Regions from separate parts of the Homo sapiens genome. Here region 2 is linked to region 1. The links are chromatin loops, found by intact Hi-C in ENCODE. Cell type or tissue: mammary epithelial cell. All regions are shown on one strand. Links, peaks and the distances in the headings refer to the core of each region. The heading gives the core; the rest is flanking DNA.

What was found. A loop is a pair of places that touch in the nucleus more often than their neighbours do. Peaks named below come from ENCODE experiments on the same cell type or tissue, not always from the same donor. Only the 100,000 strongest peaks of a DNase experiment are listed, where the experiment ranks them.
Region 2: a loop joins it to region 1, with 4 times the contacts of the local background. A loop is called at or near these places in 1 of 110 quality-filtered maps.

Annotation. Positions count from the first base shown.
Region 1 is chr5:135,648,684-135,653,071 of GRCh38, reverse strand. It overlaps SLC25A48-AS1 (SLC25A48 antisense RNA 1), which reads left to right. Exons shown (of 3, transcript NR_027127.1): 2 at 611-717; 3 at 2,549-4,388. It also overlaps a transcript of SLC25A48 not described here. Among named protein-coding and RNA genes, the nearest start is that of SLC25A48-AS1, 3.1 kb to the left of the region's middle. In mammary epithelial cell, for the core only: no CTCF peak of the experiment used is centred there; DNase peaks (open chromatin) are centred at 1,721 and 2,731; H3K27ac peaks cover 1,603 bases.
Region 2 is chr5:135,564,437-135,568,824 of GRCh38, reverse strand. No RefSeq gene overlaps it. Among named protein-coding and RNA genes, the nearest start is that of CXCL14, 12 kb to the left of the region's middle. RefSeq lists enhancers at 1-506, 3,137-3,657. In mammary epithelial cell, for the core only: a CTCF peak has its summit at 2,467 (motif pointing right); no DNase peak of the experiment used is centred there.

The DNA of each region.
Region 1 (4,388 bases), core at 104-4,103:
GGAAGGGCAAGAGAGGATGAACGCTGTGTTCTCACATGGCAGAAGAGTGGAAGAGCGTGAACCCACCACAAAAGCCCTTTTATGATGGTGTTAATCTACTCATTAAGGTGGAGGCCTCATGACCTAAACACCTTGCATTAGGCCCTACTTCCCAACACTGTTGCATTGGAGATGAAATTTCTGATACATGAATTTTGAAGACACATTCAGACTATCACAGTCCTTAAGCCCAAAATGACCAGATCCTTCTTTCAGTTTAATGAAATCATAGTTGTAGCTCCTGTGTAAAGCTAAAATTCTGTGCATAGATTACTAGACATAATAGTAAGAGATGTAACTCTATTTATATCCCTTGATTCCCAGACCCTTGTATTCTGGCTATGGGGAAATAACGCCATATTATGGTCTCTGACTCAAAGCATATACTATGTCCTTTAAGACAGAACCCAATCCTTTCAGGGTGTTTAATCCCAAATGGTGCTCCAACTGAGTCTTCTGTAAGTGACTGCACCTTTCATTTAGCCCAGCCACTTCCAGTTAATGGGGTATATAGTGAGACCTGTTAATTCCATGGGAATTAATCCATTGCACCACTTTCTTTGCTGAGAAGTGGGTTCTTGGATCAGAAGCAACGCTATGGAGAATGTCATAATGGTGGATAGGCATTTTGTGAATCCATGGATGGTGGTGCTGGCAGAAGCACTATGTGCAAAGAAGGTAAGTCGATTTCTAGAATACATATCTATTCTCATGGTGACAAATCTCTGCCTCCTTCATAATAGAAAAGGTCCATTGTAATCAATCTGCCACCAGGTGACTGTCTACTCACCCCCAGGGAATGGTGTCATATCAGGGGCTCAGTGTTTAGTCTCTGCTGTAGATAGGTTAGGCACGCAGCTATAGTATTAGTACAGCCTTTATAAGGGGAAGTCCACCCTGTTAAGCTCCTGCATAGCCTCCATCCCTGCCAACTTGGCTTCTTTGTTCATGGTCCCATTGAGCAAGCACTAGGGTGGCTGAGGGAAGAGGCTGACAGCTTCTGAGCATGTTATTTTGTCTGATTATTAATCTCTTCTACAGTAATGATGCCCTTTGGGCATTCACACGGGACTCAAATATCTTCACCGTTTGTGCCCATTATGAGAGAGATCCATCCATATATATCTTCCCCAGACTTTATTATCACTAATCTTCCAATCCTGCTCCTTCCAAGTTCCTGTCTATCCAGCCAAACCATTAGCAACTACCTATAAATCTATGTAGATCCATACTTCTATCTTTCATTTCACACTAGTGGACAAGCAAATGCACTCCTCAAAGTTCTGCCCATAAGGTCCAATGAGGACAAAGAAACCACACAGCAATTTTCAAACAGAAAAAAAGTTTAATATGAAGAATTATTAATAAAAGAGCAGAATTAACTCTGGTAAGAGTTAAAGAATATAAGAACAGCAGATATAGGTAGCAGCCACTACCCCTAGGGCTGAGATTGATGCCCACAGAAGAGCCTCTTCCTCCCACTAGGGCTGGGATTAAGATCTTGGAGAGGGGATAGCCATGGCCTACTGGATGAGAAAAAACTAATGAAGGCAGATGACTTGCTGGTAGGACTTGCTGGGAATCTGCCTACTAAGGTGTCAGGGGAAGGTGTCCACACATGCCATGCCTAGGAACTCACTGTACAGTCACCTGAGGGAGTCCTGGGGGAAACCACTCACAAGGATGAGTGTGGCATTCCACTGGAAGGTTGCCAGAGGACATGGTTGAGAGGGAGGGGGCTGTGAGTCACTGGGCACTATAGGAGCTCAAAAAGCCCCATCTGCAGGAGCAAGGCATTGGGAAAAGGAGTTCACTGCATGAGCCTAGCACAGCAGAAACTACATGCTCTCAGGACCTAAGCCTGGAGAAAGCATGCTCTGTAGGAGCCTGGTGGACCAGGCTCATGGGAACCAGGAAGGGGAAACCCCTTCTCTCTCCAGTGTCCCTCCAATGCTCTTTGTCAATAAGGGAAAAATATTTACAAAGCCCACCTCCATTATCAACAAGCAGGAAAATAAGGGTAGATTTGGAGCTGAAAGGCAATATATTGATAACTGGCATGGATGTAGGGGTGTCAGGAAGTGGCGCCAGAGAGGAAGGCAGGGAGTAGGCCAACATATGTATATTATTCTGTGAATAAACTGAGCAAACAAAGCTCTTGATCAATAAATAGGCCTAAAGCAATCAGGAAGCAAAAAATGAGCTCCTCTGCCTATGCCCCCCATTCCACCCACCACACACACACATACACACGCACAAAGATGACAGGCTCAATCCAAAGATGGGGACTGGATGTTCTCAGTTCTGTTTGACTCTAAGCAAACCACCGTTAAAAAACAAACCTTGTGGTCCTGACATTGAAATGAGCACCTTCTCTCATTTCCCTGGAACCTGGCCAGGGCTGAGCTAACAGTAGGTGCTTAATAACAGTCAGTTGCTTTGAAAGAAAGAGTTCTGTTGTTGTTTTTTTTTTAGTTCCACTCCATCAGTGACTGCACTTTTTGTTCAGGGTCATCCCTTGTCCTGGAGTCATCCTTCTCCAAGGCAGCACCCTCCTGATGAACCCGGCTGGTTCCTGGGAACTCACTGTGTCTGGAGGCTCTCTCCCACCCCATGTGAAGGAAGCATCATCCTCAATCAATGTTGCCACACTTCTGACCTCTTGAATGCTGGCAATGTCCGTCCATTCTCATGACTAAGTGAGCTTGGAGTGTACCAGTCAAGGAAAAGGGAGGAGAAAGGAGAAACCAAACTTTGAGTAGCAATTGTCTACAGTGTGTGGCTTAGAGAATCAAGCTGACACAGGCCAGAGAATACAGGCCTCAGCAAGGACTATGAGGTTGGACAAGGCTTCACAGAATTTCTGGCACTGGAGCTGGGCCTCCTGACAGCTTTCTCTCCAAGCAATTATGGGCCACCTAAAGAAATGAGACTGCAGGAAATATAAGAATATTTTTGAAGAATATGAATGATCATAAGAAAAGGGCGAACTATGAGAATGGCCTCTGACGATGGCTGGCAGGAGAAGCGGGTGGATGTAGGAAAGGCTGCATTAATTCACTGTCTTTCTACAAGTGCTTAGGGAGCCATGGTTTTCAGCTTCTTAGCCAAGAGCTTGGCATTTTGCTGCATGGGTGCTGTGCTTAATCTAGGGCATGTCCATTCCAAGGTCTCTGATGGGTACACACATAGTCCTCTTTGCATCCTGTATACCCATGATCATCCTAACCCCAAAGCCACCCCCTACTACCCAGGACACATAGTCAAAGAAACCCTGCATGTGCATCTTCAATGCCTGTATTCCCTCACTCATTCAAACCACTCTGTGTAGCCCGAGCCCAGCCCTTCCTGGCTTTAGAGCCTTAGCCTGTGCTGTTGTGTTGCCTGGGATTCCTTTCCCTCCACCCTTTGTACACTGGCTCCTCCTAACCCTTCTGGTCTAAGTATAAAGGCACTACCCCAGAGAAGTCTTCCCTGACTACCCCATCTGAGTCACTGGCCACTCTCACCAAAGCACCCTGTCTGCTATTTGTTACCCCTTCTTCAACTGTGGTTCACCTGTTCGTATTCCTTCTCCCCAGCCGGCATACAGTCACCACCAAGTCAGGTACCCAACATAGTACCTGGGATGGATTAGACACTCAGTCAACACTTGATGAAGAAAACAATAAAGCCTTATAGACTCATGTCCCCCTCATGAGGGGTGCCCTAGCCAACTGACACCAAGTCAATCATTTACACCATTTTTTTTCAATTTGTGTTATTAACCACAGAACTCTTTTCCACCCTAAAATAATCTTATCCCACAAGACCCCATACCTAGTGATTTCTGTGGATGCTGTTGCCAAACACCTCAGGGCAAGGGCCAGGCACAGGACAGGGTTCCCGCTATTGTCTCTACTCCATCTTCCCATAAATTGGTTAGCTGGGACCTCCTCACTGAGTCGCATGGCTCCAACAAGAATCCAAAGCTGGCAACAGGAACTCTGCAGGGCTCTCCCAGAGGGAAGCTGGGAAGTTAAGGCTGCAGGCTCCAAGCCCTTGTTCCTGGAAGAGAACTAAGGAACTGGTACCATAACCGGTGTCCAGGCTGCTGGTTTGCCCCAGTTCTGGGCAGCCACAGGCCCCCAGGGGCATAATGACCAGCTAGTGCCTTGTCTTCTCCTGCCTCTTCCATGCTTTTACTGTGATTCTCATCCACAGGCACCAGAAGAAGGGGACTTTCTAAGCACTGTTTACATTCTTGTCATTTTGCCTGTGTTTAGACTTACAAAAAAATGCATCTTAATCATTTACAAGCAATCATAGGCCCTCATGGATTTCAAGTAAACTTTCCTATAAACCAGTCA
Region 2 (4,388 bases), core at 118-4,117, 84 kb after region 1:
GGAGCCCTGAACCCTGCCTGGCCTCAGAGCAGCACCAGTGGAGCCTCAGGAGGGAAGGGCAGTGTACAAAGCTGGCTGAAGAGCCCCGGCCACCGAGAGCAAAAGCTGCTCCAAGACAGCACAGGCCGTGGGGTGCCGCTTGTAAACAAGCCATACACACTCCCTGTCTTTGCTGGGGCTCTCCTCGTCCTGCCTGTGGCTCTAGTGCTAGGCCACCCTCCTCTAACTCTGCTGGCCCCGATGGTCCCTCCCTTCTCTGACATCCCAAGTTACAGATTGGATCATTAATAACAGCAACAGTGTCACCTCACACTGGTCCAGCCACTGATCCGGGCACTCACCCAAGCACTGGCCCCACATGCTCTGTCTGCACTCCCACAATGCGCTATGTGGCAGGTGCCCAGAGAAGTGAAGCACTTTGCTTAGGACAGTAGAGGAAGTCCTGGAAGTCAAGCCTCAGCTGGTCAAAGCGCAGAAACGGTGGAGAGTCTGCATGTAAATATCTCCATTCCCTACAGAGATGGGGTCCCAGGACAACAGAGGCTGGGCTATGCTTCCAGGGAGAGCTTGGGCCCTTTCCTCCCGCAGACAGGGATTAACCTGACCACTAAGAATAGACTCTGAGCCCAAACACTTCACCAAACACCAAATGAGGACCCACAGGCGCCTAGAACTGTGCGAGGCTCCAGGGAAGAATCTTCTCTCCCCGGCTACAGACCTGTTTCCTGTACCTCTTCTCTGGGCCTCCCAGTATCCCTATGAAGTGTCCACTTGCCAGCTTCCAGGAAAGAGAGTAATCCCAGTGCAGCAAAGCAAGGCCAGGTGGCCTTTCAGAGCGGGCTCTGCACTGGTGGCTCTCATGGGCTTCCCTGGATAAGAGCAAGCTTCTCCTCTGCACACAGGGCAGACCCGGCCCACATACAGGCCCCACCTCCACTGGAGCCACTGCATCCTCACAGTTAGGCTTGTTTTGATTCCAAATGCCATTGCCCTGACTTCCCATAGGCTCGTCCTGAGCAGGCCCTGGTGCTGTAGTGGGCTGACACCAGCATGGCCATGTCCTCAGAGAGCTCCAGCCTAGCCCTGCAGTTCAACTCCTCCACCTCACCTGACCGCTCTCAGATCTACTCCACTCAGAGCTTCTCCTGGTCATCCTGGACTGACTACATAATTTGCAGGCCTAGGTGCAAAAAAAAAAAAAAAAAAAAAAGATGCAGGCCTCCCGTTCAAAAATTATTAAGAATTTCTAGACGGCAACAGCAGGGCATTAAACCAAGCATGGGGCCCTTTCCAGACATGCTCTGTGCAACTCACATGTCACAAACCCATGGGGCCAACCCTGCCTCCAGTATCAACTCTAATATCCATATAGGTGACTCATTTTGGTCCTGAATTATTACATAATCTGCACTACAGTTTAACAGTTTTATTTGAACCTGAGCATCTAAGAAGAAGCCCTTCTTAGAAACCAGGAGCTGTGTCATATGCTGCTTTGTAAAAACCTCCCAGAATCTATGATAGCACTTACGAGGTATTCAAACACAGTTGAATTAATATTAGGATCATAGGGAGATCCCTGAGAACATGCTTTCTTCACGCATTCCTGAGCTACTGCTATGTGCAAAACTCTGCTGGGCACCATGGGGAACAGAGGTATGACTGGCTGTGCTCCTTTATCCTCAAGGACAGAGTTCAACCATTCATTCACCCAGCTACTGTTGCATGATTAAACATCTGCTCTGTGCTGGATGCTGGAGATGGCCCCTCCAGAAACTCAGTCTACAGGGAGGCAAAGAAGCTGCCTGAAATTGCCTGTTGGTCTGACTGCCAGACGGACTCACGGCAGACTCTGGGGCAGCCCCAAAGAGCGGGTGTCTCACCCAGGGTCAGAGGAGGAGACTGATCAAGACATCTGTCAGTCCTGGGAAGGCTCATGGCAGATTGCAAGTCATTATCAGGCAAGAAAAAAAAAAAAAAGGTGCTGATTCCATCCTGGCTCTCACATGGCCCGTGGCCGCCACGCCCATGTGCGATGAGATGGGCTAGCTGCGGCAGAGCACCAGGGGCAGAGAAGTAGAGAACACTGGGGGATTTAGAGGAGGCCCGGGAGCATCGGCCATGCCCCAGATGCATGTCCACAGAGCCCAGCCCCAGCCTCAGTCCCCACTCCCCTCTCGCCCAGCTCCCTTCTCTCTGCCTGTCCTGCCAGGACACCGTGATGGGGGCCTCCGGAACCTCAAAGGCAAAGAAGCCCACACAACCCTTCCTGCTCAACCTCCACACAAGGAAGACACCGTGCTGCTTTTTAGAGCCCCTGGGGTGTTTTCTTCTCCTCCTGTTTTTGAAAAGTTACATGGATATTCTTGGAGGTCTTCAAGAAAGCACTAAAACCCTAAGCTATTTTCTTGCTTTCAAAGTAACATTTCCCAGCTTCCTCCACGCAGGTCCGCGCTGAGCCTCACCACCAGAGGGCAGCCAAGAGTCCGGGTGTCTCAGCCAAGAGCTTTCCAAGTTCCCCGAGGCTGCATGAGGACAGCGACAAGGACTAGTGTAATTATTACCTACTGTGAGCCAGACCCTGTGTGGAGGGCCTTACATACCCTATCTCATTGAATCCTGGTAACGACCACAACGGGGGTGTTCTATTGAAGCTCCATTTTACAGATGAGGAAAACAAGGCTCAGTGAGGTGAACACATCACTCGTGTTCACACAGCTAGCAGGTGGAAGAGACAGGATTCAAACCCACGTGTGTCGGGCTGCAAGGAGACTGTCTGCTCTCTGAAGTACACAGTGTCTTACAGTTCCTGTCCACCCCAGCCCACAGGATGCTCCACTGTGCTCTCATGCTCCGGCTCAGGGCTGACCCCCTGTTTATCAAATGGAGATTAATCACCCAGTTAACCTGGGCCACACGAACAACCAGCCTCAGCCAGGTTTGTTTTGCTGGTGTCTAGTTCTGTCTCCTACAGGCAGACATCTGCAGAAATCACATGCTCCTCTAGAGCCTCTCCCCCCGATCCAGAAAGGGAGCCCCGGAGCTGTGAAACGGCTGCTCCAGCTCTCATTTGGTAGACACAAATTCCACTTCAGTAGAGGAGCAGCAGGGTTGGTTTTCCCCCAACACCAAATACACTGAAGACGCAAAATGACCATGATGTCGTCAAGTTCAACTCAACGCTTTGGTTAGAAGCAAAATGATCTTCTGTTGGGTAAAAAATCAATTCAAAGCTGGATTTCAAATAATCTGCCCCATTTCACAATGAGGACAGAGTTGATATTCCGGGATGAGTGGTAGGCATGTCTAATTAGATGCAGATGAGACTCTGATCTAATATTCAAAGTTTTTCCCCCAGAGCAACGGGGATGATGAAGCAACAAGCTCTTTCTTTCAACCCATTGTTATTTAAAGGCAGTGCTCACACAAGAATCATTTCTAAATCACAAAGGCTTTTTTCCCCTGAAATAATGGCCTGCAAAGATAGACTGGAGTTAGGTATTCACATCGGTACAGCCAAAAAAAATGTCATAAGCCAAGAAAAGTACGAGACAAAGCATACCCTTCAATTCATTTATAGCTACTAGGGTACCAATCCTGCTGATTCCACATATTTTGAGGGGAGCAAAGTTTAACCAACACAATAGCAACAACCGCACTTTCTTTCTCACCAAACTCCACTATAAGTCCTGTTTTGCAGATGAAGAACTTAAGGTTTAGAGAAGCTAAATTGTCCTGGGCAGTGTTAAAAGTTTTGGACACTCCTAGGTTGGATGACCACATATTCTGGTTGGCCTGAGACAGTCCTGGTTTATGGTAATTGACCCAATGCAATTATGAAGAATGTTCCCTTTCACTCTCAAAAGAGTCCGAGTATGGCTGATATACTGTATAATCACCCCACTGACAGGGCCTAGCAGAAAAGTATATATGACGGCTAAGGAATGATCAGTCAACCTCTCCGCTTGGATCACCAACTCGTAAGTGAGTTTGGGCCCTTTAGAAGTTATGGTAACTCTTTAACCCCATAGAGTACCCTAAAATCCCCTGTTCCAGCCTGGCCTGCCTTCCCTGCAGCCTGGATCTGATGTTGTCAGATTGTTCGCTGGGAGGCACCAGGTATTTTGGAGACTCATCTGTTGAATGAAGAACTAAATAAAAAACACTGTCCCTCTCTCCATGTGTCTGCCCATATGAGATTCCCCAGACGATTTAAGCATCAGGTTCTGGTTTCAAGAAAATAAAAGTCAGCCAGGCAGCTGCACTTCCAAGAGGACTGAGGCAAACTTTTCCTTGACAATGTGGTTGGCATGTGCTTTAAGTGAGGGATTAGCTACTTCAGAGGAGTGGTAATGCGATATGGGCCTTTGACATCCTATTCCAATTCAAGG